Linked DNA regions of Homo sapiens: region 2 is linked to region 1. A link is a loop called in an ENCODE intact Hi-C map of the cell type or tissue named here. Cell type or tissue: PC-3. All regions are shown on one strand. Links, peaks and the distances in the headings refer to the core of each region. The heading gives the core; the rest is flanking DNA. Region 1 has its middle 280 kb from the start of UBE2E2-DT. Region 2 has its middle 41 kb from the start of UBE2E2-DT.

Region 1 (16,531 bases), core at 4,553-12,552:
TTTTATGGCTGCATAGTATTCCATGGTGTATACGTGCCATATTTTCTTTATCCAGTCTATCTTTGATGGACATTTGGGTAGGTTCCAAGTCTTTGCTATTGTGAATAGTGCCACAATAAACATATGTGCATATGTCTTTATAGTAGAATGATTTATAATCCTTTGGGTATATACCCAGTAATAGGATTGCTGAGTCAAATGGTATTTCTGGTTCTAGATTCTTGAGGAATTGCCACACTGTCTTCCACAGTGGTTGAACTAGTTTACAGTCCCACCAACAGTGTAAAAGTGTTCCTATTTCTCCACAGCCTCGCCAGCATCTATTGTCTCCTGACTTTTTTATAATCGCCATTCTTACTGGAGTGAGATGGTATCTCACTGTGGTTTTGATTTGCATTTCTTTAGTGACCAGTGATGATGAGCTTTTTTTCATGTTTATTGGCCACATAAATGTCTTCTTTTGAGAAATGTCTCTTCATATCCTTTGCCCACTTTTTGATGGGATTGTTTTTTTTCTTGTAAATTTGTTTAATTTCCTTGTAGATTCTGGATATTAGATGTTTGTCATATGGGTAGACTGCGAAAATTTTCTCCCATTCTGTAGGTTGCCTGTTCACTCTGATGATAGTTTCTTTTGCTGTGCAGAAACTCTTTAGTTTAATTAGATCCTATTTTTCAAGTTTGGCTTTTGTTGCAATTGCTTTTGGTGTTTTAGCCACGATGTCTTTGCACATGCCTATGTCCTGAATGATATTGCCTAGGTTTTCCTCTAGGGTTTTTATGGTTTTGAGTTTTACATTTAAGTCTTTAATCCATCTTGAGTTAATTTTTGTATAATGTGTAAAGAAGGGGTCCAGTTTCTGTTTTCTGCAGTTGGTTAGCCAGTTTTCCCTGCACCATTTATTAAATAGGGAATCCTTTCCCCATTGCTTGTTTTTGTCAGGTTTGTTGAAGATCAGATGGTTGTAGATGTGTGGTGTTATTTGTGAGGTCTCTGTTCTGTTCCATTGGTCTATATATCTGTTTTGGTACCAGTACCATGGAGCATGGCACTTCTAATAGAATACCTGCTTATCTTCCTTAAAGTTTGAATTCTCAGGGCAACTGGCTGCCTCTAGATTTAAAGCATAAACTCATAATATCATGATAACCTTGATGAAGTATTTTAAAGTAAATTTGCAGACACTGTAATACTAATGTAATTAGACCTGAGCCCCATTCAGTAGACTTGGATCTGTCTTTTTTGCATGACTCTTGTTGGCTCCATTTTTCATGTTGGTCATTGCCTTTGGTTTTCTCATTAACACCTTGCATCTAGGTTCTTCTTGGCCTATTCTGTCTTTCTGAAGCTATGTCTCCATCCAGACTTGTTAGGTATAATGTATGTGACCTTATCTTGAACTGGAATTTTGTATATACCCACTGAGATATGGTTGTGGTAGATTATTGGTCTTCACCCTTTCTGGAGATGAGTGTCCAAGTGCTTCCCAGTTGCATAACTCCTCTTCTTGTTTGTATGTAGTATTTACTAACTCTGACATGAGAAGCATGTGATGAGGAGGGTGTATGGGGCAAAGTCCCACTAAATGAGAAGGCAGTATTTGAGATGTAGATTTTAGGTTATAAAAATGGTTTATTAAAGTATAATTGACAGAAGATGAGCAGTGCATATTTAAAGAGTACAATTTCCTAAGTTTTGATGTAAACGTGCACCCATGAAACCATCACCACAATCAAGATATTGAGGATAGCCATCACGCCCCTTTGCAATCTTGTCCTGTCACCTCTCCCTCCCTCACCCCTAACCCAAGGCAATGACCGATCTGCTTTCTGTCTCTATATTCTATGTTCTCATTTTCTAGCATTTTATAGGAAGCAATCATACAGTATGTACTCTTTGTTAATTGTTCTTCTTCAGTCAGCATACTTATATTGAGATTCATTCATGTTGCAGTAGGAATCAACTACTATTGAATGTAGTGGGTTCATTTTCATTAATGAGGAGAATTCCATTGTGCAGATATACTAGTTTGTTTATTCATTCACCTGTTGATGGACAGCTAGGTTGTTTCCAGCTTTCGATTATCATAAATTAATTTGTTATGAACATCAATGTACAGTGTTTGTGTAGACATATGCTTTCTTTTCTCTTGGTAAAATACCTAGGAATGGAATGGCTGGATCATATGGTAGTGTTTGTGTAACTGTTTAAGAACCTGTCAAATTGTTTTTCAGAGTGGTTATACCATTTTACATTCCTGCTAGTGTTCCTGGAACGAAGCCGGGTCCGGCTGCATTTTCTCAAGTCCCAATAATGAGAAGCAGACAAACTAGGAAGAAGGGAATTTATTACTGTAACTGGATACAGTGAGAAGGCCAGAGGTAATTCCACTAGACCAACTCAAAGTGTTACAATTTTCTTAGTCCTTATATAGATTGGGGTTATGTACCTATAGCATAGCATTCGCCTAAGTCTATTGGTAACTAATTTTGTTCCAACTAGGTCAGAGGCAAAAAATGCTTGCTAAGTCCGATTAAAAGGGCCCCAGTACATTCAAGGCCTGCCTATTGTGGTACTGCAGTGATTATTTCTATCTTATCTCCTTTACAGCTTGGTCTGGAGAGCTGCCTTAGACTCTCCATTGAATCTATTCAAACAGCTGCCTCTGTTACCTTGACTTGTCTCAGATTTTGTTGACCCAAGACAGGTCCTGGCACTGGGAATGTAAAACTGTTTATTATTTTGGCTTGCTCCAGCGAAGGAGAAGCCCATGCAAGCCTCCTACTGACCATGTGTTTCATTTCTAGCTTTGATGTCTGGGCACCGATTTCCCTAGGTTTAACTATTTGCTCAATGTGAAGGCAGCGCAGTGGAAATTTGTCTGTGTAACTGGGTTGCTATGCAGGCCTGTCTGTGTGACTGTCATGCAGGCCTGTCTGTGTGATAGCCAGGGAGAATTGGCCTGCCACACCAGCAATATATGATTCTTTATAAATTCTTCATAAATTCTAAATACAAGCCCCTTATAAGAAGCACAGTTTGCAATTTTTTTCCTAAGTTGTGGCTTCTGTTTATTCTCTTTACAGTATTTTTTGAAGAGCAAAATTTTTAATTTTGAGGAAGTCCAGTTTGTTCTTATATAGATTGTGCTTTTGATGTGGTATCTAGAAAATCTTTGCCTAGAAAATCTAGAAAATCTTTGTGGTATCTAGAAAACTTTTATTTTCTTCTAGAAGATTTTTACAGATCCATTTTGAATTATTTTTTGTACATTTGTATGTAGCTGGGGTATGAATTCTTTTCAGTGTGTGTGTGTGAATGGACATCGATTTTCCGAGCATCATTTGTCAAAAAGACTGTCCTTTCTTCACTGACTTTTCTTTGTATCTTTGTGAAAAATCAACTGCTCCTATATGGATGAGTCTGTTTCTGTATATTTCATTCTGTTTCACAGATGAATTTGTCTACCTTTATATTAATCCCACTATTTTGATTATCGTAGCTTTATAATAAGTTTTGAAATGAGGTAGTGTTAATTCTCCAACTTTGTTCTTTTTCCAAGTTGTTTTGCCTCCCCTGAGTCCTTAGTGTTTTCATATGAATTTTAGAATGTGTTTGTCAATTTCTACATTGCTGGGATTTTATTGGGAACATATTGAACCTATTAATCAATTTGAGAGAAATGACACTGAGTCTTTCAACACACGAATTCAATATATATTTCCCATATTTCCGTTGTTTAGGTCTTCCTTAATTTCTCTCAGTATTGTTTAAAGTTTTTAGTGTTTTATATTTTTTGTAAGATCCATCCCTGATTATTTAATATATTTTGATGCTATATAAATAACACTAATTTTTAATTTCAATATTCGAGTTTTCACTGCTAGTATATAGAAAAACAATTTATTATTATTATTATTTTTTGAGACAGGGTCTCACTTTGTTGCCTGGGCTAGAGTGCAGTGGTGTGATCAGGACTTACTGCAGCCTTGACCTTCTGGGCTCAAGCAATCCCCCCTCCTCACCGTCCCACCCACGTAGCTGAGACTACAGTTCCATGCCACCAGGCCTGGCTAATTTTTTTATTTTTTGGAGAGACAAGGTCTCACTATGTTTCCCAGGCTGGTCTTGAACTTCTGAGCTCAAGCAGTCCTCCTGTCTCGGCCTCCCAGAATCCTGGGATTATAGGTGTGAGCCACCATGCACAATTCAGTTTTGTTTATTGACATTTTGTAAAATCCACTTACTAGTTCTAGTAATTTTTTTTAGTAGATTCCACCAGATTTTCTGCAGAGATAATCATGTCATCTTTGGATAAAGTCAGTTTTACTTTTTTCTTTTCTACTTGGATGCATTCTATTTCATTGTTTGCCTTATTGTACTGGCTACCACCTCTGGTACAATGCTGAACAGAAGCCGTGAGGGTGAAGAGCCTTGTCTTGTTCTTTATCTTAAGGGAAAATAATTCAGTTTTTTCTCGTGACGTTAAAATACAAATAAAATATTAGTTGTGAGTGTTTGTCAGGTTGATGAAGTTCCTTTCTATTCCTAGTTTGATGAAAGTTCTTATCATGAATGGATGCTAGATGTCATAAAATAGTTTTAGTGTTTCTTGAGATAAATATATGGTTTTTCTTTTTTTTCTTTTTTTTTTTTTTTGAGACGGAGTCTTGCTCTGTTGCCCAGGCTGGAGTGCAGTGGCACGATCTCGGCTCACTGCAAGCTCTGCCTCCCGGGTTCACGCCATTCTCCTGCCTCAGCCTCCCGAGTAGCTGGGACTACAGGCGCCCGCCACCACGCCGGGCTAATTTTTTGTATTTTTTAGCAGAGACGGGGTTTCACCGTGTTAGCCAGGATGGTCTCGATCTCCTGAACTTGTGATCTGCCCGCCTTGGCCTCCCGAAGTGCTGGGATTACAGGCATGAGCCACCGTGCCCAGCCTGGTTTTTCTTTTTTCGTTTGGTAATATGGTAATTTATATTGATTGATTTTCTAATGTTAAACCAACTTTACATTATTGGGATAAGATCATACTTTGTCGTGACATCAATTTTATATCTTCTTCAATTTAATTTTCTAAATTTTGATTAGAATTTTCACTTTCATGTTAATAAGGGATTTTGGGCATTAGTTTTTTTTGTTTTTAAATAATGCCTTTATTTGGCATTAAGATAATGCTGGCCCCATAGAACAAGTCAGAAAACATCCTTGCCTTTTCAGTTTTCTGAAAAAAGTGTTTGTAGAATTGGTATTATTTCTTTTTAAAAATTTTAACAGAATTCTCCAGTAAAGTCAAGTGTACCTGGAGTTTTCTTTGCAGGAATTCTTTAACCTATAAACTCAATTTTGTTAATAGACATAATGCTTTCAGGCTATATCTTCTTGAGTGTAGTTTGGTAGTTTGTCTTTCATGGAATTTGTCCATTTACTCTATGTTGCTGAATTTATTTGCATAAGGTTGTTTGAAATGTTACCTTACTATCTTTTTATTATCTGCAGAATCTTTGGTGATATAACGTCTCTCATTATTGATATTAGAAATTTTTTTTCTCTCTTTTTTCGTGTTTAGAAGTTGTCAACCTAATTGATCTTCTCAAATAACTATTTGTTTTATTGTTTTTCCCTTTTCTATTTAATTGATTTCCACTCTGATCATTATTATTTCCTTCCTTCCACTTACTGTGAATTTAATTTGCTCCTCTTTTGCTAGTTTCTTAAGGTAGAAGCTTAGATTGGTGGTTTGAGACCATTTTTCTTTCCTAATATAGGCAATAGGTACTATAGATTTCTCTTCTAAGTACTACTTCAGTAGCATCTGACTAATTTTGATATGTTTTCATTTTAATTCAGTTCACAATTCTAATTTTCATTTTGATTTCTTCTTTGATCCATAGGTAATTTAGAAGTGTATAATTTGGTTCTAAGTATTTGAGGATTTTCTATATATTTTTCTGTTAATGATTTATAATTTAACTCATTTGTGATGATAATATATTTTTATAACTTGAATTTTTTAAAGTTTATTGAGACTTGTTTTATGGTTTAGAATGTGGCCTATTATAATAAATGTTCTGTGTGCATGTGAGAAGAATGTATTCTGCATTTTGTAGGTGGAGTGCTCTAAAAATATCAATTAGGACAAGTTGGTTGATAGTATTGATAAAGCCTTCTATATTTTTATTGGATTTTTGTCTGCTTGTTCTATCAATTAGTGAGAAAGGAATATCTGGGTATAATTGTGGATCTGTATATTCTTCATACAGCTGTATGAAGTTCTTGCATTATAGATTCATAAGTTGTTGTTAGTTATATAAACAGGATTATTATGCCCTTTTAATGAATTGATCCTTTATCATTATAAAATAAACTTTTTCATTGCTGCTTGTATTCTTTGCTCTAAAATTTACCTGATTTCATATAAATATAGCCATTCCAGCTTTCTGTAAATAACTTCCAGCATGGTATATCTTATACTATCTTTTTACTTTTAGCCTATTTGTATCTTCATATTTGAAGTGTGTTTCTTGTAGGCAGCATGTAGTTAAGTCATGCTTTTTTATTCAATATAATAATCTTTGTCTTATGATATGGGTATTTAGACCAGTTACAGTTGATATGGTTGAGTTTAAATCTATCATCATACTAATTGTTTTCCATTTGTTTTTTTGTTCCTTCTTTTTACGTTTTCTGCCTTCTTTTGAATTGATTGAATATATTTTTATGGTCCCATTTAATTTTCTTTGATGGCTTCGTAGCTGTAACTTTGTTTATTTTAGCAATTTTTTTAGAGTTTATAGTATACATCTATAGCTCACCATAATCTACCTTTAAGTGGTGCTGTATAATTTCATGCATCTTATAAGATTCTTTCAGCAATGTCTTTCTGATTTTCTTCTCCTGGCATTTGTGCTATCATTGTCATGCATTTTACTTTTATATATATTACAGTCCCATACTACATTATTTTTGTTTAAACAGTCCATAATCTTTTAAATATATTTAAATAATGAGTAAGTTTTAAAAAATATTTGCTCACACAGTTACTATTTCTGGCGCTCTTTCTTTATTTGTGTAGATCCATATCACTATCTGATATCATCTTCATTCTGCCTGTAGGATAATTTTTATTTTTATTTTTTGGTAATGTACCTACTGGAGATAAATTCTTTTTGCTTTTTAATGTGATTTGTGAGAGATATTCTTATTAGGAATTGAATTTTAGTTGTGTTTGTTTGTTTTTTACTTTTGGTAATTTGATAATGCTGCTCCATTTCTTTCTGATGAGTAATCTCCTCTCATACTTTTTGTCCTGCTAAAAGGATCATGCCCTTTTTTGTCTACGAGTGACTTTAAAATTTTCTTTTTATTACTGTTTCTGAACTCTCAGACTATGATTTACCTTTGTGTAGCTTTCTTCATATTTCTTATGCTTGGTGTTTGCTATGTTTCTTGAAGCCGTGGGTTTATAGTTTTCATCAAATTTGGGAAACTTTTGGCTATTAAGTCTTCAGATTTTTTTTTTTTCTGTCTTCCCCCCTCTCTCTTTTTCGTTCAGGATACTGATTTCATGTTTATTAGGCCGTCTGAAGTTGCCTCACAGTTGTTTATTGTCTTGAATTGTCTTTTTTTCTCTGTGTTTCACTTTGGATAGTTTCTATTGCTATGTTTTCAAGTTCACTGATCTTCCATCTTACGATGTAGTTTTGTACTATAGTTTACATTATTGCTTCTACCCTTATCACTGATTTCATATTTTTTCCAGCCATGAAACTTTGCTTTACTGATTTCTATTCCCCCAAACACCTGTAATACATCACAATACACCAGTCCTTAAACTCTCTGGAGAGCAACTGTGGAGGATTATCTCATGATTCAGCAAGAAAATTAAAATTGACTAGTAGCATAATTATCTTTCAACTTCCTCCATCACTGCGCCAATCGGGAGGTTTTCATCGGGTACCTTTTTTTCTAGCTCTCATTCCTTATGCCAAAAATTGTTACTAGGGCCCCTTTAGTTCTGAGACCTTCGCTCACTCTTCTTTGGCTTTTTCCAACCTTTGCATATTTAAAGGAACTGCTATTAAAATGCCCTGAATAAACCTATCAACTCTGGGTGCCTATGTAGGGGCACTATTAAAAATATTTAACAACCAGATAGAAGCAATGCCAGAGATTTCATACTGAGTCAATATTGCTAGTTGAAGATGAGAGAGGTACTAGAGGAGGATCTGAGGATGATTAGGCTGTAGGGGGGTATGGGCAGGGGTTGGGTGGTCAGCATGCAGTTATTTATAAGCTGGTAGGAAAGTATTTTAATGATTCAACCAGTGTGATATAGCTGTTAAAGTACCTATCCATGAATGTCAGGTCTGTCATGACTCAAAGCGCAAGCAATGCTATGAAATTACTGGGTTCTTTGATTATGTATAAACTTTTAGGCAGGGCTTTCTCATCCAATCCTCTCTATTTGCCAAGGGCAGAGAATATAAAGATTTATTTTTATTGTATCCAGAGCCAGTCTTTCTAAGAACATTTTTTCCTGGTCCCATTGCAAGTTTATGAATCACATGATTCATAATCAGATAGTGTTTATTTTTGACGATTATAGCAATTTAAAAATCAAAGCTATGTAATGATACATCGAGGCTGTCATTTAGGATCTTCTGCTCACCAAGATGTCCTCCAATCTTTAGAACACCACCTAGTGGACTAATTCGAATTATAATTTCTACCTGTGTGTTTCTTCATTTAGGGTGAAATAACAATAAGAAAAACTATCAAAGTAAATGTATTCTTACCATTTTCACTTTCTTGTTCTTATTTTTGATAATTTAGAAATAAGTTAGATTTATCTGAGCTAACTTGTTACTTATGAAGAAGTTTATTTTCTAAGTACTCTGGATTTTTGAGAATCTTGCCTCATTGACATTAATTTTTCGTAATCCAGCACAAAATAAGAACATAAAATAAGTTTTCTAAGAACATAAAATAAGTTTCTATAATTAATGGGGAAATTCTTTCTCGAGTGTTGCTTTAAAACATTTCTTAAATATTTCTAGTCTCCAGGTACCGTCCTAATTCACAGATGCTCAAAATGGCAATTAATAATTGTCTAAAGACTTTGAATGATAATTTAGTTGCCCAAGATGTAATTTATCTGGGCCTAGGAATTTAAATATGTCTAGTTTGAATAATTCCTTTTCATTCACTTCAACTCTGTTTAACCTGTTTAATTTTCAGTTCTTAATGCATTTTGAAATCATGTAAACTTGGACAAATTATATTCTCTTTTATTTCAGTTTCACCTGTAAAATAGGGTAGAATATCTACCCTAGGAAGACATTATAAGTGGAAACCCTGGGCAAACTACAAAATGTAAATAACTATTATTTTAAAGATCTGTATATCTGACTTTTTTATTGCTCTTATTGTAATTCTTTCCCTTCACTTTAAAGAGACGCACTTAGTCATTCTCAAATGATTGCCTGCAGTTTGGTAATTTGCAAGGAGTTATATTATAGTACTGCATTGGGAAGAATAAAACTTAAAAAATTTACTTCTCCAAGTTTTAATAGCTTTCTGTTATCCATATAGTTTGTATTTACTTTCATTTTGAGTTACCCTTTTGAGTCATTATTTTGAGTGACATTAGGGAATAAGTAAATACAACTGATTTCTCAGCAATAGAGACTATGCTGACTGACAGTTCATGAAAAAGTGGACTTTACAGGGAATCTTTGAAAGTGAAAGAGGAGAAACCATTCCCTTGATCCTGGGCTATTAGAACTGATAAATCTTAAAATCTCAGACAAACCCATAAACATTGCACAATGAAATGTGCGTATCACCTACTATTGGAATTATTTTAAAGTGCCTTATTTTTTGTTTGATTGTCAGTGTTGCAAATCCATTTGTCTTACCTCCTGATTTTTCCCTAGCCATCAGAAATCTGTATTCATACAGAAATAGTAAGCTCCCAGAATTTTTCTAATTTCAGAAGAGAGAGAATTTTGTGATCTTCTGCAACAGTGTTATTGATTTTGTAAAAATCAAAAGTTTTCATTCACTGAAAAAGGATTACTTTTTCTTAAGGGTGTGAGAGGATGCAACCATAAACCTGAAGTCAGTTCACACTGAAATCATTTTTTGGTTATTCTTTGGTGTGTGTTCTATACCCACCTGGGCTCCATTACTAAAAGTAAGTGTTGCAAATGGATGCAAATTTAAAGTATTTGCTAAGTCTGTAAGTTATGTTAAAATCTGTTTATTTGTCTTATATTCTACTTGAAAGAAAAGGCTAACAATAACTTATGTGATTTTATAATTTCTACCAAATTAATACTCCCTTTTGGGGTATGTATACACAGATCAGTATTTAATATGCATTTAAGATAATATTCTACAATTAAACATCTGCAAAGGGAAAATATAACTTTGCCAAGTAGGCCCAGCTTGCAGTTAATACTCAGAGCAAATAAAATCACAAGGAAATCTGGTTTTGTGAGCAGTCTAATTCATACATTTAGTTAATAAAGGATAAATTCATGAACTTAAAAGTGCTTTCAAATCACTGTCACAAACTAAAAGTAGTGACCACAAAGCAACAGGACTTCTACAAATATGACAGAATTTCAAGTGAGTAACATCTCCCATACAGTCTTCACCTTGGGAGACCTTGCAGTAATTGTGATACTGGTGTTCTTCTCCAGCATACTTTGTGACTGATCTTTGAAGCACTGTCTTTTGAGTATTGGCTTCCATACCCACCCCACCCTCAATCCCCACTCAGTTTTTAAATTATCTCCAGTGGTGGCAAAGCTTTATCCTTTGCAGGTGAATTTATCCTTTGGAGAAAGTCAGGTGTTAATCAGAACCAACTTCATCCACTTGTAATCGCATGGAGGGCCTGTATTCTGTCTTCTGGTGACATTGTCTTTCACATTTTGGTATTCTTGGAGTGATGTGTGGAAAATCCTGAGCCCTCCACAGAGGCTTGTGAAACTGTTAGCAATGAGTGAAGTCATGAATTGGATTGACTTCATGATGTGACATATGTGACTGTGCAGTCAAGTGATTTGGAAGGAGAAAGACTTATGTGCAAATACTAGCTCCTCACTTGCTGGCTTTGGGACTTGGGGCCTTTGGGCATTTTAAATCGTGTAACCTCTGTAAACACCAGTTCTTTTCATCTGGAACACGGGACAAATAATATCTACTTCATCCAGCTGTTGTGAAAGGCTATATTTACATGTGTAAAATGGTTTTTCTAATGCATGGCACATGGTAAGGGCTCAGTGATTGGCAATTATTGTTACTTGCTCTGAAGATAGTTAACAAAAAGGAGTTACAAAATGTTCTGGGCCAAAACTATATCACAGGCATAATTGCCATAGATAAGACTACAAAGGGGAGACTAATTTTTAAAAAATTGTTTTTAATTTTTTTGGATACATAGTAGGTATTTATATTTATGAAGTACATGAGATTTTTGTTTATTTTTTGAGATGGAGTTTTGCTTTTGTTGCCCGGGCTGGAGTGCAGTGGCGTGATCTTGGCTCACTGAACCTCTGCCTCCTGGGTTCAAGTGATTCTCATGCCTCAGCCTCCCTAGTAGCCGGGATTATAGGCAGCCACCACCATGCCTAGGTAATTTTTGTATTTTTAGTAGAGAGGGGATTTCACCATGTTGGCCAGGCTGGTCTCGAACTCTTGACCTTTAGGTGATCCACCCACCTCAGCTTACCAAAGTGCTGGGATTACAGTCATGAGCCAGTGCACCTGGCCTATATGAGATATTTTGATACAGGCATACAATATGTAATAATCACATTAGGGTAAATAGGGTGTCCATCACCTCAAGCATTCACCATTTCTTTACGTTAAGAACATTCCAAATGTACTTTCTGTTATTCTAAAATGTCCAACAAATTAATGCTGACTATAGTCACCCCGATGTGCTATCAAATAGTAGATCTCATTCATTCTAACTATATTTTTGTGCCCATTAACCATCCCCGCTTCCTCACCCCCAGCCCTTCCCAGCCTCTGGTAACCATCATTCTACTCTCTATCTCAATGAGTTTAATTGTTTAAATCTTTAGCTCCCACAAATGAGTGAGAACATGCAATTTGTTTCTGTGTCTGGCTTATTTAACTTAACACAATATTGTCTAGTTCCATCCATATTATTGAAAATGACAGGATCTCATTCTTTTTATGGCTAAATAGTACTCCATTGTGTATATGTAACACATTTTCTTTATCCATTTGTCTGTTGCTGGACATTTGGGTTGATTCCAAATCTTGGCTATTGTGAATAGTGCTGCAGTAAACCTAAGAGTATAGATATCTCTTCAATATACTGATTTTTTTTCTTTTGAGTATGCATCTAGCAGTAGGATGGCTGGATCATATTTTAGTTCTATTTTTAATTTTTAAAAGAACCTCCAAATTGTTCTCCATAGTAGCTGTACTAATTTACATTTCCAACAACAGTGTACACGAGTTCCCTTTTCTCCACATCCTCACCAGCATCTATTATTGCCTGTCTTTTGGATAAAAGCCATTGTAACTGGAATAAGATGATATCTTGTAGTTTTGATGTGCATTTCTCTGATGATGCTGAGCACCTTTTCATAGGGGGAGACTAATTTTTATGTGTAGCATTTGAAATCAGTTTCACTAAGCTAAACTCACCTTCTGTATAGCTTTCTAAGTGACTTTTCTTAAAAGGAGCACCTGTTCATTTGACTGTATTTTGAAATCAGCTTGTTAAAAAATAAATTTTATTATTGCTTTAGTAACAATATCAGATGGCCTGTATGATTTATTTTTAGTCTTATGTAAGCAAGAAGTATGAATCTCCTGTTGAAGAAAGGATGAAAGATTTTCTTCAGAAAGATTTCTGATCATTTCTTATTCTGATATATACTATGACAAGGTCGTTAGTTTGTTATGACTAATTGGAGTTTGTTGGTTAGACATCCATTTTTCTTTCGGATGCTATTGTTTCTTAAAAGCACAGTTGTGTTCAAAACATGGCCAATGTATTTTTAGAAATGTTGCAATGCCCTTGGTTGGTGATTACTGTTGCCTTCCTTTTCTGATTCCTGTTTCTCCCTCATGTAGTTGAAACACGGGACTTTGATATGTGGGTTGGATTCTGTAATTGCTAATAGATAAATATTCTCATTGCTATTCTGAGTTTGGTACTTTTAGACATCATAAACATTTTACTAATGAAATGTCATGTCACAGAATTAGGGTTGCGAAAGAATAAAAATAGGCATGATAGGGTGGAGAAGAGGAGATGTTGAGCTTTACTAACTGTGGTGAGTAAGCAGCTGCAAGCAGCTAACGAGTAGTTTTAGGATAAATAATGTATGGTTAACTCTGTCTTGAAGAAGAGTTTTAGAGGTGAGGTCAAAACTCAGGAGCTGTGTACGGTGGCAAATGTAAAGGAGGAGACATGGTCATAGATCTTAGAGGCAGGGTGATGCAGTACAACATGCCACCAAGACTCACTTGATAAACGAGCTTCATATGCCAGACACACTCCCATAGGCTTATCAAAGTCTTACTGTTCCTTCTATAGCAATTTTGTTCTACTGGAGAAAACATTTCAGAACAAGACGAGCAAGAGATATATTTTTATGCAGACTACTCCTCCTTACATGTAAAAGTAAATTATTTGCAAGCTTCACGTGTCATTTCTAACCAATGATTTGTGACGGTCTTACAGTGGATGGCAGTATGGTAGTTGGTCCCTGCTGGTGTGATGCTAGTCAAGTCAATATGCTTTGAACAGCTAGGCTAAGGAGTCACTCTTCTCCTTGTTATCTATGTGCGGTTGAAAAAGATCAATTCAGCTCTCTGGGTCATAGTCTGTAACTTTTAAAATAGAGATAATTTTAATCTTTGGCTACTTTACAGAATTCTTGAGAAAACGACAAACAATGTATGTAAAAGTGCTTTATAGACTCTATTGTAAAGACACCAAAACTAAGGAATTAGTGCAAAAGGGCAAATAAATCCATGCAGGACTCTGCATCATCCCGTTTGTCCAAGTTGGCTAGATATTTGCTGACTCTTCAAAATGCTTTGTATTTTAAAATATTGCCTTAGATGCATGCCTAACTGTAACAAAAGGAAGTTTCCTGAAGTGACTCAGAAAACATTTCCCCCTTTTCCCTCATTGCTTTCTAAATGTAAGTCTTTCCATTTATCATTCTTCTTGCAATATGACCATGAGAGTAAAGGAAGAGATACAAACACACATTCAATTTGTTTTGGGAATAAAAACTGCTGTGGTTGGGAAAAGCACTGCAATATATGTTTCAGACTTGTACAGGAATGTTGCATGAGAAATAGGGGAGTGTACAACTGTCTTTTGCCTTATAGAATTAAGGTATGTAAAACAAAACAAAACAAAATGAAATGAAACACTCTAGGACTTGATGAAAACAACATTAGCTGTATGAGTATTTAGATTTAGTTGTGGTTGCTGGACTGTGCTGGCCAAACTCTCTACTTGAGCACTGGAGAATTTATTCTCCCAGCTGCTGGGAAGATTGAGTGCTGAGAGGTCTCCTCAGCTCTCTTTGAGAACTGCCTCCATGGAAGAGACCACCTTGACCAAGGATGCTTCCTTCTCAGGAAGCCCACATTCATAATTGATCGACTCATGGGTGTAAAGATATGGTTCTCTCTTGGGATGAACAGGGTCAGCCTCGCCCCAGAGCTCCTACTGCGATCAGAGGCTCATTATGACTGTGTTGCTGCCTAGCTTCTTCCACTGCCCAGTCCTGCTTCCTTCTCTGCTCTTGAAGATATTGTTTCTGAGAGCACTCTCAATAAACATCCTGCACAAAAATCCTAAGTCCAACCTGTGTCAGAGGCTCTGACTTCTCAGATTTTTCTGAAGGTTCTTTAGGCCATTAAACTTTTCATTGAAATTGTTACACAGTTTTCCTGGAAGAGGAACATGGTATCATCCAGATTAGGTACCCCATTTTCAGAGGGTCATGTTTAGGTCAAACCAAGAGGCTGGTATGAATTAACTAGCATTCTATAGACTTGTCAAATTTTGATGAACTTGATTCACTAAAAAATATTTTTTTGTTATATTATGGGGTAAAAGTACAAATTTGGTGAAAGATCAACCCCAGCTTGTAAAAATTGAATTCATAAAACCAGCACACAACATGGAGATTACAGTTTCTTTGCAGTTCATTCATTCAGCACGTAATTATTGAGTGCCTATTACATGATCGGAGGGCAAGTGATCAGTATGTAAGATGTGATTGCTGTCCTTCTCATCTTATAAGAGGGATAATACATATGCCTATTATATGATTAATGCAACAGAATAATACACAGGATAAAAGCTACAGGAATTGAAGAAAAGAAGCAAAGAGTAATGACGATTATAGGGAAGATCTTGAGGATGATGTGAAATTTGAGTAGAACCTAGAATAGTAAGCAGAGATGGTTGGTAAATAGTGTGCCAAGCAAAGGGGAGAGTAAGAATAAGGTATAGACATGAAGAAATAAAAGGTATGTTGGAGGATATTGATTTAGCTGAAGTGTTTGTCTTATACAGGTCTGTTGGGAGAAATGTAAGTGGGAGAGGTGCTTTGGGATTAATTGTGAAAGTCTTGAAAGGCAGGATGGGAAATTTAGATTCTCTTTGGGAACTAGTGAGTAGCTACTGAAGGTTTCTGGGTGACATTATCAGATGACGCTATAGGAAGATGGAGCTGGAAGTAAGAGAACAAAGCCTTGGAGATGAGACAGGAAACTATTGTCATGTTCTAAGGGTAAGGCACACAAAACTTCCTGGTTCCCGAAGCCTGATTTTAACACTGCTCTTCATCTACCCCTAAGCCTAGACTTCCAGGAACTCTCCAGAATAAAAAACCTGGTTAAAGGGCTTGGAGTGAGGATAGTTTTCTTTTGTTCTAGATTATTTTTTATGTAGAATTTTTATGTAGAATTAATTTTTATGTATAATTTTATTTTGGGTGGTGTCTTTAAATTATGATTCCAGCTGAAACAACTAGCTAATAATGAAAATATTTGCTAGAGTCAGGGTCTCACTATGTTGCCCAGGCTGTCCATAAATGAAAATAATTTTTAAGGAAAATATAATTGATCAGAATTGAGTTTTCCCATTGTTTTGTGCTAATGTGGAGCTGTCCTGACATTTGCTGTTGAGGTAGAAGATCTTAAACAAATACATGCATAGAAAAACCTTGACCTATAGGGGAGTGAGTGCAGGAAAGCACCCACCCTTCCATCCCTGGGAACGGCAGCAGCGTGTTTTTCCTTTTGAGATGAAAGTGATGTGGTGCTACATAAATTTACAAGTGATTCTCTAAAAATGAACTTCTTACAAAAGGCTGACTCTGCAGCTGTGTCTGGCACTCTCTATCTGTGCTGATCCTTTTTCGCTGTGCAAAGACTTTATTTAAAGTGTTTTCCAGATTTTGACTAAGCAGGTCTAGGAAAGTAGTAAACTTGCTAATTAAT
Region 2 (16,531 bases), core at 5,511-13,510, 240 kb before region 1:
TTTTGTCATTTTTGCTGCTATTGTCCATCCTGGTTAACATTGTCTGGTTCTTTCATGGGACATGTGTGTGTTCTTTGAAATTCCTCCTGTGGGGATTTCCAGAGTGATGTGAGTGATGCATTCTACAGTGACCTCAGCTCTTGCATTTGGCAGTCTATCCCACAGCCTCTAACTCCTAAGCTTCCCTCTTCCCCTGGGTGGCTTTCTTGGGTAGATCCCATCAAGATGGCTTGAACATCCTTACTTTCCATTGTACCCATGTAGTTCATGAGAAGCTCTAGCATCCTTACCACCCCAAAAGTACAGATTGTTCCGATTTCTGCTCTCCTTGCCTTCTATAGCAAATTACTTCAGCCCGCCTCCTGCTTTTTGTAGTCACCAGCTGGTAAGCAGACCCTAGTCTCTGTTTCACTCTTCTTTCATTCCCACATCCAATCAAGCCCCAAATCATTCTGTTTTTAATTCCTAAGCATTTCTCAAATATCTTTCTTCCTTTCTTTGCCACCATTTTATTGGTTCAGTCTTTCATCTATTTTCCTCCCTGACTTATCTTGTCCTCTTAAAATCTATCCCTGACATGGCTGCCAGAATGATCCATCAAAAATGAAAATTGGATCACATTACTACCCTGCATAAAATGTGTTGATAGTTCCTCAGTTGGCATTGCCAAGTTTCTTAACTTGCCCTAAAAACTTCTACATGATCTTGTTCTTGTTGAGTTCTCTTGTCACCACGTGTACATGCCAAGCTACATCTTGGCTGCCTTGATTTTTGCTGTCCTCCTTCTGTCGGAAATGTTTTCCACCCACTATGCTGTTCTTCCTTCACCCACCTCCATCCCCCGCCAACTCATTCATTAAGACTCAGCTTACTTTCATCGCATCCAGGGGGTTTTCCACGAGCCCCACCCCTGCCTGTGCTCCCACAGCCCCTGAGCTGGATAGGAGTGCCTCTTCCATGCTCCTTAGTCTCCCCTGTCACTGCCTGTTCCATTTCTGGGTTTACTGTGCACATTGTAGTACCTATGTGTTCTTCTCCCCATTAGACTGAGTGTCTAAGAGGAAGGACAGGATCTTTTTCTTCTGAGACCCGCCTCGTGCCTGGCACATAATAGGCACTAAATGAATATTTACCAAAGGAATAAATTAATAAATGAAAGAATAAAATAAGGCTTCAAGATAACAAAGGGCAAGAAACCAGGCTGGGAGTGTTGATTCCTCTCTTCCTTTCCTTTCTATTATTGCTGGTGCTGTTCTGAATCACCACCAAGTGGGCTTTCTCAACAGCAACCGGTAGTGCCATCTGTACTCCCACCATTTGTCTGCAAATCTTTTTTTTTCCCCTACTTAAGAAAAGACAGGGCCAGAGTAGGTAATCACTACATTTACTTTTAGCACTGCAATTCCTGCCCCAGAGGATGATGATGACTTGCCCAATTCAAGAAAAAGAAAACCTGAGCTTGTTCTTGTGGGCTTTCTTGTTGGATTCCAGACATGTGGGTGTCAGGGTCAGACTTGTGAGTAGTCCTAGAAGGGCACTTTTGAGATGTTTTTAGATTCCTGAGGTAGGGTCTGAAGGTCCTAGTTTTTCCAGAGTATTTTTGCAAACTTTTCACAACCACAACCAACAGAAAAGGATGAGGTTTTTGGAGGGTAGGACTGAGCCAGCATGATGGGCAGCCAGGAGAACCCAGGGCCAAGATGGAGGGAGGACCTGGAAACAGAATGTTCAAGGTGATTCCATTTGCTGAGGCCCCAAAATAGGGGGCTGGAGGACATAGAGAAAGGCTCTGTTGGCACATTTTGCCTGTGTCTGTATTTTCCTAATGTCTAACAGCATTGAATCTGGGAAATATTAGACATCTGCCAAGGGGGAAAGTGACACAGGACTCGGCAGTGTCTAGGATTATTTTAAAAAAACCAAACTTGTCCTCAATGATGGGAGTCACTGAAAATATCTTACTCTTGCAAAAGTATGGACTTTCTAAATTAAGATAAATAATTCTGGCCCTTGCTTCTTGCATATTCCTAAGATCATGGTTATATAAGCAGTAAGATTCCTATAAAACTTTGAAAAAACACCAGTATACTTTGCAGCCAGTTAGGCAGCCATTTCTTCTTTTCAGATAAAAGAGTCCCGATTTTTCTTTTTGGGAATTCATCCTTTTCCACATTCGGTCCATTTGGGGTCTGATCATCTTTTGGCTCCAGGAGTGGGCAAGTGTTAGGCTCAGGACTAGACAATAAGAGGAGTATATTCCCTGGGCATGGTGATTTGTTTAGGGGAGAGAACACCAGTCAGGCCAAGGAGAGATAGACATGGAAGTTGTCTTGGAATGCTTGTCAAAGATTTTTTTTCTTTTTTTTCTGATGGGATGACTACTGTGAGAAAATGTAAGCCTAGAGATGCTAGAGGCCATATCTGGAGCAAGCCTTTCTGGAAATAATGCCAAGTCAGAGGAAAGGAAAGCCTGCTGATGGAGAAAATCAGATTCCTGATGACACAGTGTCTGTGCCTAGATCAAGCCAGCCCTGAAACTGACAAAACTCTGGACCTTTACATTCCAAAAGCCAATAATTTTTCTCCTCCCCACCCTCTTACCCTGCTTGTTTAAGGCAATCTTAGTTGGGTTTCCTGTTACTGCCCCCACAGAGAGTACTGACAGCCTAGGCCCTGGGACTCTGCCTGGGGTGGATGGAGCTGCTGCTTCTGTGGCCATCTAGGAAGTATTTCTTATTTATGCCCTTCTGGTTCATGCAGAAATGATACAGGAGCCCAAACTATGGAAAATGGCAGGGGTTCTTAGGAAAGAAGCTGGTTCTGTTTACCCTTCTTTATAGACAGACGTGTAAAGTAAAGAAAATCACATTGATTTGAGAGATGACATATCTTTCTAAGGTTACTGTGAAACTTTGAACACTTTCAAAAGGGAAAATAATTTTTCAGTTTTCCTTTCATCTCTATTTCTTTTCTGAGGAAAGAGGTAAGGAATGCTCTTCTACTTTGGATCTTGGGTTTTCTCTGTTTGTCCTTCCTCCCAGCCCATTGCCCTTTCCGTCTGCCCTCCCGGAGGCCACACTCACAGTCCTGCCTTGGCTGCCACATCACTGTGGGGCAAGCCTTCTCCAAAAGCTCCGGTTCTGAAATAGTTCTCTCTGATATCATTACTCGCGCTTTGCATCCCTTCTACTTTCTTGTTTCTCTTGAACTCAGTTCTGTCCTCATTCATTTCACAAGTATTTATTGGGTACCTACTATGTGGCAAGCACAGTTTTAGGCACTTCAGATACATCAGTGAACAAAATTCAAAGATCCCTGATTTCATAGAGCTTACATTCTAGTGGGGGCTGTGGGAGTCAGGCAATATATAATCAACACAACAAACAAGTACATTATGTAGTGTCTTAGAAAGGCTATGAAAAAATGAAAAAAAAAATAGAGAAGAGGAGGCGGTCAGGATTCCTGGGAGTAAAAGTGGTTGCAATTTTAAATAGTCTGCATTGAGAAAGAGAAATATGAGCAAAGGCTGGAAGGAGGAAGGGACTCACCATTAGAAATCTGGGGGAAGAGTGTCTCAGGCAAAGGGAACAGCCAGTACAGAGTCCCTAATGCAACACTGTACCTGGCAGTGTTTATGGAACAGCAAAGAGGTCAGTGTGCCTGGGGTGAAGAGAGGAAAAGCAGGACTAGCAGGAGGTCAGAGGAGGAGGTGAGTGGTAGGGGAGAGGTAATAGGGGTCAGTGTCATGCAGGACTTTGACTTTTTTCTGAGTAAAATGAGGAATCTTTGGAGGGTTTCAGGGAGAAAGGGACATGATCTGACTCAGATTTTCCAAGGACCACTCTGGCTGCAGAGTGAAAATAAACTCCAGAGGAGCGAAGGTGGAAGCAAACAGTATGGTTATTGCAGGAATCAATGCCGGAGACGCTGATGGCTTGGATCAGGGTAGAGGCTGTGCAGGTGTTGGTAAGTGGCTGGAAATCTGGGTCTCTTTTAAAGACCCAGCCATGAGGACTTGCTAACAGATTAGATATGGAGTGTGGGAGAAGAAGCATTTGTAAGGATAGAGCTGCCATCACCCGAGAAGGGGGAAGACTGAGGGTAAAGCACCTCTGAGAGGAATATTAGCAGTTCAACTTAGGACAAGCTGACGAGGAAGTTGGAAATGCTGAGCTGGCAGCTGAGCACTAGGTTTCAGGAGATAGGTCTGGCCTGGAAAGATAAATTTGGGAGTTGTTGCCATCTAGATGGTAGTTAAAATCTGATTGTAAACTGTAGGTCTTTCTTAGCCAGTAAGCCTCCTATTACCCTCCTGACTTTACCGAGAGAAGTTGACAGCATGACACAGTGGAGAAAATATAGGCTTTTGAGTTGGACAGATCTGGATCTGAGTCCCAGTGTTACTACCCTGCTAATCATGTGGCTCTGGGCAACTTTCTTACCTTGCTGAGTTGCAATTTACTTATCTGAAAAATTGGATGACAACACCTACTTCCTAGGGTTGTTGAGCTCATTAAATTAAAGAATGCAAAACTTTTGGTGCATTGTAGATTCTTAACAATTATTTTCTTCCCCTTCCTTTTTAAATGTAGTCTGGAGACTAACCAATGACTGTAGCTCTGGCCTTAGCTTTCTGGACCAGTGCTGCTCAAAGGGTGGTGCTTGAACTAGTAGCAATCAGCATCACCTGGGAGCTTGTTGGAAATGCAGCTTTTCAAGCCACACCATCCTACTGAATCAGAAATTCTAGGGGTGGGACCCTGAAATCTGTATTTGAACAAGCTCTCCAGGTGCTTCTGATACATACTAGAATTTGAGGACTACAGCTTTAGTGTCTTCTGATTCATAAACTTCCGCCTGACCCCTGAGCATACCTATTTCCCTGCTCATGTTTCTGCATAGCTATTTTCAGAAAAAGTTATATCAACCTCTTGGTTGAGTCTAGAATTACACTTTAACTCTTTCCACATAAAACAAAGCTATTCTAGAAGATACTCAAACTCAACATGACCCCGAAAACTCACTCTTCCCTGCCCCCCATCCCCTTCAAAGAGTAAAAACGAACTGTAAAATAACTGACTTCCTTCTCTCCTCCTAGGTTTCCCATTTTAATAATAATTAGAGAAATGTGTTCACTAAAAGCTCACTTTATGTGCCACATTACATGTATCAATGAAATGATATATAAGGTAGGACTAATGTGAATTTCCACTTACTAGATGAGGAAATTGAGGATTAAGGACATTAAATAGCTAACCCAAGGGAACAGAGATTGTGCCAATGGGGACATCAGAAGGAGACCATAAAGCTGGAGCAGAGAGAAGGGACTTGCTTTTTCCTCTTTGTTGCCTGCATCACCCTTGCAGTGCCTTTCACTCCAGCAGAGGCACTTTGTTCTAGTTGCAAAGGTAAATTCCTATTTTGCAATTTTCCCAACACTTGCAAAGCTATCTTTATTGTACTTCCCATCCCCATCCTTCAAATACCAGCATCACTGGCCGATGTGCCCTCCTCAAAGGCTTGGATTCCAGCCCCATGGGACACCACCAGACTCAGGAACAGCAACAGCAGTTGAAAACACCTACTTCTCAAGGTCTAGTCCCCAGATCTATGGGGTTCCTCCACCAAACTACTACTACTCTACTACTTCTCCTTCCTTTTTTTTTTTTTTTTTTTTTTTGAGAGGCAGGTTCTCATTTAGTCACCCAGGCTGGAGTGTAGTCATGGGATCATGGCTCACTGAAGCTTCCACCTCCTGGGCTCAAGTGATCCTCCTGCCTCAGCCTCCCAGGTAACTTAGACTACAGGCATATGCCACCAAGCTCAGCTAATTTTTGAAAATTTTGGAGACAGCAGTTCTCACTATGTTGTCCAGGCTGTTCACAAACTCCTGGCCTCAAGTAATTCTCCTGCCTTGGCCTCCCGAAGTGCTGGGATTATAGGCATGAGCTACCACACTCGGTCCCTCTAAACTTCTATATTTTAATAATTATAGTTTCTTCCTTTTGTTCCCCCAGTCCTAGGGATGGCAGCTGCCTCCTGCTATTGCTTACTTCATGATACCATGTTTATTTATTTATTAATTAGAGACAGGGTCTTGCTTTGTCTTACAGTGTCATGATCATGGCTCACTGTGGCCTTGACCTCCTGGGCTCAAGTGATTCTTCTGCCTCGGCTTCCAAGTAACCAGGATTACAGGTGCATGCCATCATGTCCTACTAGATTTTTAATTTTTTTTCTAGAAAAGGGTCTCACTGTGTTGCCCAGGCTGGTCTCAAACTCCTGTCCTCAAATGATCCTCCCACCTCAGCTTCCCAAAGTGCTGGGATTACAGGTGTGAGCCATTGTACCCAGCCCATGGTACCTTATTGTTCCTTTTTGCCTTGTGGTTCTCTAAATATGGTTATATTATATTCTTTTTTGGCAATTAAAATAACTGGTGTGGCTTTTGTTTTTTTACTGGCCCCTGACTGATACATCTTATCACTGTGCTACTCTTCTTATTGTTAGCCAACTCTGAGACTAGAAAACTTGTAGTCTTTTTCATCTTCTTTCTTACTATTAAAATATCTCTCACCTCATCATTCATCAAACCCAGTTCATTCTCTTATGATGTCTCCCAATTTCTTTCCTCCTCTTCATTCTCATTGCCATAGTCCTGTCTGTGGTCTCCACTAACTTGTCCTTTTGCCTGTACTCTTGGATTGATTTTTTAACTTGTATTTCTGTCCTTTATCTTGCCTCATTCTAGGTAATTCTTTAACCTGGTTGCTTGGGTTGCTTAACCCAAATATAATTATAATGATTACTTTCCTATATTCTATTGAAGATCACATTCATTAACATGGCATTCAAGGTCCTCTAGAGTTTAATCCAAATCTAATTTTCTAGTCTGTTTAAAAGTTATGTTCCTTTTATGCGCCATCTTCTATGCACCACGTTGCAGATTGGATTCTATGGAAAGCAGACTCTGGGAAGAAGCGGGAGAGGGAACCAGGAGTGGGTACGATGAGATGTGAAGCTGCAGTGTGATCGCAGCAAAGTCCTCAGACAACCCATGGTGAGCTTTGAAGCATAAGTGGCCTTTCACAGCTATTCTGAACCTGGGCAGGATGGCTCACACCTGTGGGAGTTTTGGGAGACTGAGGTGGGAGGATCCCTGGAGGCCAGAAGTTTGAGGCCGGACTGGATGAGACCTCATCTCTACAAAAAAGTACAAAAAAGTTGGCTGGGTGTGGTGGCACTCACCTGTAGTCCAGCTATATGGGAAGCTGAGGCAGGATGATAGCTTGAACTTAGGAGCTGGAGGCTGTGATCTCACCACTGCACTACAGCCTGGGCAACAGAGCGAGACTCTGTCTTTAAAAAAAAAAAAAAAAGGCTGTCCAGTTCCTCTATACACACTCACAGCAACCAGTCACTGGATGGAGGCTCTTGCTGGGGAGGGACATGGTCTTGGGTGAGTAGCCCTGTGCTGCTGAGGGCAATTCCTGTGGAGGGCTGTTGTCAGGTGTGCTCCCAGTAGCTGTGGAACTAGATTGTTTAGTTCTGAAAGGGAAATCTGGGCTGCACACCACAGCATCCTCTAGAGACTCACATGACTCTGCCGTACTTGTAAAACAAGTGAGGCAACTCACTATGTCTATTGTCACATTAACTCCCCAGCCTCATATGTACTAGCCTGAGATTACACTTGTTGAAATCCAACCTGTCTTTTAAATATTATTTTGTCAAAATGGCATTATTGAAATACAGTTTACATACTGTACAGTTCACCCATTTACAGTGTATAATTCAGTGACTTTTAGTATATTCACAAATATGTGCAATCATCACCACAGTAAACTTTGGAACAGTTTCATCCCCTCAAAAGAAAACCCATACCCTGTAGGTCCCCCTTTCCCTTCAGCTCTAAGCAACCACAAATCTTTCTGTCTCTATTTCCCCATTCTGGACATTTCATATCAGAATCATATAGTAAGTGGTCTTTTGGGTCTGGCTTCTTTCATTTACCGTAATGTTTTCAAGGTCTATCCATGTTGTAGTGTTTATCAGCACTCCACTCCTTTTTATGGTCAGATAATATTTCGCTATGTGTCCGTACCACATTTGCTTATCTAAATTTGTCAGTCGACGGGTGGTTTGGACTATTTATACCTCTTGGCTATTGTGAATAACACTGCTTAACCTTTGTGTACAGGTGTTTGTATGCGCATTTGCTTTCATTTCTCTTGGGTATACACCTAGGAGTGGAATTGCTGAGTCATAAGATAAAGCTATGTTTAAATATGTGGGGAATTCCCAGATCTTTTTCCAGAGTTGCCGCTTCGAAAATGCCACTTTTCTATGAATTTGACAACTACCTGCCTGCCTCCTAAGTCCCCTCCTTTCATTGCAATTAAATGTTCTATTTCTATATTGCTTTAGCACTCTCTGTTACCCTTGTTTCATGCTCAGCCTTGTGATGTTGTTGCGGTGGACATCTGTTTTTTACATGCACCCATTCCCCTTCTTGAATGACATCCTCTTTTCTTAGTGAAAACATCCCTCCCATACTTTCAGTCTACTGGCCTGGCCAAGTAAGATGTTCTATCACTGTAGTCATGGAGAGTGAGTCGGGGGTGAGCATGTGACCCCAGTTAGGTTAAATTAGCGTCAGTTCTGGGACTTTTGTTGGAAAAAATGGGCAAGGACTCTATTTCCACACTAGTTCCTAAGCTGGTGATATGTATGCCTAGAACTATTGGTGACCTTCTTACCACCATAAGGTGAGAACTGCCTTGAGAGTGAAATTAATCAAAGAAAAGGAAAGCCCCAATATGGAATGAGACAGATTGCCTGTTGATTTTGTTTGACTCAGTCATACCTGACATCTACAACTAGAACATTCAGTTACCTCCAATAACTTCCCCACACATAAGTTCTTATGTAACTTCTGTCATTTGTAATGCTAAGAATCCCAGTCAATAGAGTGTTAATAGTGTATTCCTCCCTCCACTGGATTTGAAGCTTCTGAAGGTAGGGACCATGTCTTTCTCATTTGAGCGTGATGCTGGCACGTAGAAATTGCTAATAGACAGTTGCTGAGTAATTGAATGAATGAATGAATGAAGAATGAGTGTATATTTTGCTATGCTTGAAACCACATCCTATCATTTATGTCCAGCAATAGGGCTTTGCCTTCATTCAGAAAGAGACTGAGTTTTCCTGTGTGTGTGCATGCACATGTGTGTGCATGTGTGTGTATGTGTGTGTGTGTGTGTTTTCCTTTATGTTCAAGACTGAATTAAGCAATCTCACATGGGGAGTTGGGTACCTATCAAAGAACTTTAGTGCCTCTCTTTAAGGTCCTACTGTAGACCTCTCCTCACATGCTCTTGAGGAAAACTGAGCTACTTTTGTTTTCACAGAGCAATCAATGTAGCTTCATAAATAGGTTGTCTGTCACTTTATGTTGTTTATTTCTACATAATTGACTTTTGGGATATGGAAATGAAGATCTGGCTTTTTCATTACTTGAGAAAATGAATTTATTTTTTGATTCCAACTCTTTAAATATATACAACAAAATTATTTAAGAAATAAGTAGGTGTTTTCATAAGGAAGGTTATGTGGTAGAATAAATTCAGAGATATGTAGGAGAGGATAAGTGTAGCCAAAAAAATAAAAAGCCATTGTGAATAACAGGAACATCTGGAGTGTAGACTTTGGTAATTTTTGGTACTATCATTTGCATTTTAAATGGGTGAGCAATAAAACAGCATCTATTCATATGTCTCTATCTAGCTTGACTTAAAGTACACATTTATGATTTCAGCCAGAAAGCTGAAAAATACTTCAAAGCACCGTAATAGTCCACTTCTCCACCCTGAAACACATCATGCTCAGGCAAAGTAGGGGCTTTGTGGGGGCAGTAGCTACAGAAAAGCTGCTACATGAAACCCTGGGACTAAAGACTTGGGTTTGAATCTTTTATTTATTTTTATTTATTTATTTATTTATTTATTTATTTTTTTAGATGGAGTCTCGCTCTTTGCCCAGGCTGGAGTGCAGTGGCGTGATCTTGGCTCACTGCAACCTCTGCCCCCTGAGTAGCTGGGATTACAGGTGCCTGCCACCACACCTGGCTAATTATTGTGTTTTTAGTAGAGACAGGGTTTCACCATGTTGGCCAGGCTGGTCTCAAACCCCTGACCTCAGGTGATCCTCTAGCCTTGGCCTCCCAAAGTGTGGGGATTACTGGCATGAGCCACTGCGCCTGACCAGGTTTGAATCTTTTTATCTTCACAAAACTGAGATCTTTATTGTCTGCCATATTTAGCTGTGCTCTGTTGACTTAAGAGGACAGAACAGACAGAGCATTTGGAAAGGGATTGTTCTGCCTCCTATTTGCCAGATTATATTTTTTCCTTTCTAACTGATGCATGAAAATTTTATCCTTTGGAAAGTAAATGTCCCAGAAGAATATGATCTAACCCTAGTGACTCATTTGAGAGATTCTTTAAAGTAAAGGAGTGTTTCCTAAAATAGAAGGGGATTTCACTTTGAGGGCAAGAAGGTTTTCCCTCTTTATCCTTAGTCATAGAGGTTATGCTGTCCCTGACACGTCATTACTTCCCTCCTGTTCCTCTTCCTTAGATTTAAAACAAACCGGGGAATATCCTCATTATCTAAAACATTTTCTCTGTGCATTTGATTAAAAGCTGGTATTTTCTGTTGATAAAAAAAAATTAGGACTGTAGTAGTCCAACATAGACACTGCTTATGGGGTAAATCTAGGGGACAGATCCTTATATTAAAAGGGATGGTGAGAACCCTGCTGGCTCTTGCTTGTGGTAGAAGAACAACCTCAGCAGATAAGAGCTTCACACCTTATAGCTATATTAGAATGTATTTTCTCTTTTCTTTTCTTTTTGACAGAGTCTCTCTCTGTTACCCACGCTGGAATGCAATGGGTCAATCTCAGCTCACTGCAAACTCCACCTCCTGGGTTCAAGCGATTCTCTTGCCTCAGCCTCCTGAGGAGCTTTGATTACAGGTGCCTGCCACCATGCCCAGCTAATTTTTTTATTTTTAGTAGAGATGGGGTTTCTCCATGTTGGCCAGGCTGGTCTCAAACTCCTGATCTCAAGTGATCTACCCATCTCAGCTTCCCAAAGTGCTGGGATTACAGGCTTGAGCCAAGGCGTCCAGCCTAGATGGTATGTTCTGAGCAGTGTTTGATAAATCAGGGGTCCCCAACCCCCGGAACATGCACCGGTACTGGTCCGTGGTCTGTTAGGAAGTGGGCCACACAGCAGGAGGTGAGCGGCAGGCACGCAAGCGTTACCACCTGAAGTTTGCCTCCTGTCAGATCAGCAGTGGCATTAGATTCTCATAGGAGCACAAACCGCATTGTGAACTGTGCATTTGAGGGATCTAGGTTATGTGCTCCTTATGAGAATTGAACTAATGCCTGATGATCTGAGGTGGGACAGTTGCATCTTGAAACTATCCCCCACACCCCAGCCCCCCATCCATGGAAAAATTGTCTTCCGTGAGACTGCTGCGCCAAAAAGATCGGGGACCGCTACTATAAACCGTTCTGCCCTCGTGGGAATAGTGTATAGATACCTATATTGCCAAGACTTTATTTTCTTACCCTTTCTTATGTACTTATCAAACATACTTAGACTCCTTTCTACTTATTCTCACATCAGCTTCATGTCTTTAACCAGCTATGCAAGATTTGGAAGGTCTTTATACATTCTTGGGCTTCAGTTTACTTTGTAATGTTGGGTACCCTATCTTTAAAATCTTTATCAGCTCTAAAATTCTATAGTTCCTTATCTATGCTTCTGTTTTCTAATGCATTTGACTCTGGTCTTAATTCTTAAGCTAATCTTTTATTTAGCCTTCATTTGAGATAAATGTCACAAGCAGAGAGGGCAGGAAATGGCATCTTGATGTCTTAAGTAGAGAAATTAGAAGCTCATAAATCTCAATGAACCTTGAATTAATTAGTGGAGAAGTTACCTTTATATCATTGTGCCTCAGATGATTTGGGGTCAAAGAAGGAATACTGGGGGTATAATTATGAATGCTATACATATAAGTGCAAGGATAGTGGCAACATTTTTGATTGACTGTTATATAAAAAACACTCTTGGCATTGCAGTGCCTCTTATTAAGGTTAGAGTATTGTGAGTTTTACTAGAAGTCTGAGTGTGTTTAATGCTGGCAATACTGAAATCAACTCCATCATAAATTTAAAGTGAGGACACCATTTATTCTAGGGGCTTCTGCAAACCCAAATATAGTCATCACTTATTCCTATTTAAAACTTCATGTGTCCTAACAATATTCATACATCACTGCGGCAACATTGCCATTCAACCCTCAGGTCAGTCAGTACTTTAAAACCACGACAAAATTTCTAAATAAAAAATTATATCGATAATTGTAAGATTTGAAAGAGAAAAATAACTTTTAGATGAGAAGGAAAATGAGCTCTTTACTTTCTTCTTGCCCCATTGTTGCCTTTATTAAATAACCCTTCTGATTTCATTGTATAATGATACAATATTAGAAAATAATTGATATGGTTTGGACAATTATATAAACATTAACACAAGTTGAGACAGTTATTTTGAATAATTTCTGGATCTAATTATAAAATGCTGAAAGGAAATTATAAGCATTAAGACAAAGTTGAGACAGTTATTTTGAATTATGTCTACACTGAATCATAAAATACTGAAAGCAAATATAGACACAGGTTCATTCTTTAATGTAGAACATTATAGGCTGCTTGATGGTCAGAAAACCACAAGTTTAAGTTTATCTGCAAAGTAAGTTGTAGTAATTGTTAAGGTCAATGGTTCATATTTTAAACAATCTGAGAATGTGGTAAGTATTTAGCAAGCTAGTGTTTAAAAACACTCATAAATATGTATTCCTAGAATATAGCTATTAAAGAAAGTCTTGTCAACTTTCATGCACTTTTATGACAGATTGTTTTTCATTTGCACACAAAGGATACATGGCTGGTTCAAAGCTCAGAACAGTTCAATAGCAGTTATATGATACCATGACAAGTTCTATCCAAGCTTGTTTAAACATATTCCTCAGGGAATGCTTCAAAGAATGGCACACAGTTACAACTGGAAGAAACTGCTTTATTAATAGTTGGCAATTTTTACAAATTCCAGGCATGTTGCACAGACTCTGCTCAACCGAGCCATCGATTATAGTTAACATCCGTCTCTAAAACAAGTGCTTAAATCTTGTACAAGTATTAAAAAAAATACTTTCATGCAAGCCAAGTTTTATCTTACATAAATTATCTTACATAACTTGACGTTAAACAAAGAGGAGCAATGTGAAATATAAGAAATTCCATATCCGATTAAGAACTTGGTACTCCCTTTTACCAAAGTGTGAATAAGGGTTCCAGCTCAGGGTCTTTTCAACACCCCTCCAGGCGAGAGAGAACTTTTAATCTTCTGTTTCTCCTTTTCTCCTTCATTCTCATTTCTCCTTTCTTACCATGTATTCTATTTTCTTTCCCATGATGTTCTATTTCTCCTTCCTTTGTTGTTTATTTCCTCTTTTTTCTCCCTCCTTGCATTTATTTTCTTCCCTCCATACTCTCAATTCTCCCTTTTATCACCCTGCCAATGTCAAAATCATTACATGCTAATCGAGCCAAATAAATTGCAACTGCAAGGACATGACCTGATGTCTACAGCAGAAAATGTTTAAATTATGAATTTTCCTTTTGTTTATACAGGCAATTACAAGAAATTAAATGTTAACTTTGAAGTCAATCCTTAATCAGAGGTGTTTTTACATAAAACCACTACATATAAAATGCAGAGTGCAATTACATTAAAAAAAACTATTTCATTTCATTTACTAGTAGCCACTAATGGCTCTTTAGACTCAGCCTATTAGGTAAATGAGCAAACAGTTAGCTTATTTGTTTGAAGTATAAGTAGCAGATAATTCATGAATAAGTAAATTATACTTTCTTGCTGTGGTATATTAACAGGATGATTTTATATTATTTTATTTTTAATTGACAATAATTATACTTATTCAAAGGGTACATAATGATGTCTCCATATATATACAGTGATCAGACCAGGGTAATTAGCATGTCCATTATCTCCAATGTTTATCGTTTATTTGTTTTGGGAACATTCAATATGTTCCTCCTAGCTGTGTGAAACTGAATATTATTAACTGTAGTCATCCTACAGTGGTATAGAGTACTAGAACTTATTTCTCCTATCTAGCTGTAATTTTATAACCTTTAACAAATCTCTCCCTATTCACTCCTTCCCCCATCCTTTCCAACCTTTGGTATCTTCTGTTCTACTCTTTTACTTCTATGAGATCACCTTATTTTAGGGTCCACGTGTGAATGAGAACATGCAGGGTTTAACTTTCTGTCCCTGGTTTATTTCATATAACATAATATCTTCCTGTTCCATCTAAGTTGCTGAGAATGACTGGATTTCCTTCTTTGTTATGGTGGAATAGCCACTGTGTATATATACTACATTTTCTTTATCCATTCGTCTATTGTTGGACACCTAGGTTGATCCTGTATCTTGTGAATAGTGCTGCAATAAACATGGGGGTACAGATGTTTCTTTGGTATAATTGTTTCCTTTCCTTTGGATAAATTCCCAGTAGTCGGATTGCTGAATCATATAGTAGCTCTATTTGTAGTTTTTTGAGGAGCCTCCATACTGTTTTCCATAGTGGCTGTGGTAGTTTACATTCCTACTGACAGTGTGTAAGAGTTCCCTTTTCTCTGCATCCTTGCCAGCATTAGTTATTTTTTGTCTTTTTGATAAATAGCCATCCTAACTGGGGTGAGATGATACCTCACTGTGGTTTTGATTTCCCTGACAATTAACGATATTGATAATTTTTTCATGTATTTGTTGACTATCTGTATGTCTTCTGAGAAGTGTCTGTTCAGATCATTTGCCCATTTTTTTTAGTTGGATTGTTTGTTTTTGCTGTTGATGTTTGAGTTCCTTATATATTTTGGATATTAATCCCCTATAGGATGAGTAGTTTGCAAATATTTTCTCCAGTTCTCTGGGTTGTCTTTGCTGTGCAGAAGCTTTTTAGTTTGCTATAATCCTATTTGTTTATTTTTGCTTTTGTTGCCTATGCTTTTGAGGTCTTATTCATAAAATCTTTTCCCAGACCAAGGTCTTAAAACATTTCTTCTATGTTTTCTTCTAGTAGTTTTATCATTTTGGGTCTTATCCTTAGGTGGTTGATCCATTTTGAGTCGGTTTTTATATAGAGGAAGGGCAGGTCTAGTTTCATTCTTCTGCATACAGATATCCAATTTTCCAAGCACCATTTCACCTTTGTAAAAAAATCAGTTGGCTGTAGATACTTGGATTAATTTCTGCGTTCTCTATTCTGTCCCATTAGTCTATGTGTCTTGTTTTATGCCAGTACCATGCTGTTTTGGTTACTACAGCTTTGTAGTATACTTTGAAGTCTGGTAGTGTGACACTGCCGGCTTTATTTTTTTGGATTACTTTGGCTATTCTGGGTCTTTTGTGGGTTGACATAAATTTTAGCATTTTTTTCTGTTTCTGTGAAGATGTCATTGGTATTTTGATAGGAATTACATTCAATTGCTTTGTGTAGTATTGCCATTTTAACAATATTTATTCTTCCAATTCATGAGCATATGATGTCTTTCCATTTGACTTTTAGCCTCTTCAGTTTCTTTCATCAGTATTTTGTAGTTTCCCTTGTAGAGGTTTTTACCTCCTTGGTTAAATGTATTCCTAGGTAACTTATAAATGAAATTGCCATCTTGATTTCCTTTTCAGATAGTCTGTTGTTTATATATAGAAATGCTACCTTTTTTTTTTTTTTTTTTTTTTTGAGACAGAGTCTCACTCTGTTGCCCAGGGTGGAGTGCAGTAATATGGTCATAGCTCACTGCAGTCTCCACCTCCTGGGCTCAAACAATCCTCCACTTCAGCCTCCTGAGTAGCTGGGACTACAGGTGTGCACCACCACACCTGGCTAATTTTTGTATTCTTTGTAGAGACAGGATTTCATCATGTTGCCCAGGCTGGTCTCAAACTCCTGGGCTCAAGTGATCTGTCTGCCGTGGCCTGACAAAGTGCTGGGATTATAGGTGTGAACCCCTGCACCTGGCCAGGAAGCTTTTAAAGTAGCAATATCTCAAATCTATAACAAATTTATTTCCTTTAAAATGAAACAATATAAAAACTGAACAACAAGGCCTGAAGTTGTTCTGTGCAAGCCAATCATTGGAATCAATCAGGTCAAAACAACCTCACCTCATTGAAAGAAAATATAGCTGATGTATTGTTTGAATATGTTCTCCAAAGTTCATGTGTTGGATATGTAATCTTCAATGCAGCAGTTTTGGGAAGTGGGGCCTCATAAAGGAAGATTAGGTTGTGAGGCATATATATATATATATATATATATATATCATATATAATCATATATATAACATATATAGCATATATAT

What was found. A loop is a pair of places that touch in the nucleus more often than their neighbours do. Peaks named below come from ENCODE experiments on the same cell type or tissue, not always from the same donor. Only the 100,000 strongest peaks of a DNase experiment are listed, where the experiment ranks them.
Region 2: it touches region 1 in a loop (4-fold over the local background); 2 of 110 quality-filtered maps call a loop at or near these places.

What each region holds. Positions count from the first base shown.
Region 1 is chr3:22,914,687-22,931,217 of GRCh38, reverse strand. No RefSeq gene overlaps it. Among named protein-coding and RNA genes, the nearest start is that of UBE2E2-DT, 280 kb to the left of the region's middle. RefSeq lists an enhancer at 4,757-5,257. In PC-3, for the core only: CTCF peaks have their summits at 8,496 and 8,708 (motif pointing left); no DNase peak of the experiment used is centred there; H3K4me3 peaks cover 821 bases; H3K27ac peaks cover 833 bases.
Region 2 is chr3:23,154,087-23,170,617 of GRCh38, reverse strand. No RefSeq gene overlaps it. Among named protein-coding and RNA genes, the nearest start is that of UBE2E2-DT, 41 kb to the left of the region's middle. RefSeq lists enhancers at 8,280-8,429, 8,540-8,799. In PC-3, for the core only: no CTCF peak of the experiment used is centred there; DNase peaks (open chromatin) are centred at 7,557, 8,237 and 10,497; H3K4me3 peaks cover 769 bases; H3K27ac peaks cover 2,392 bases.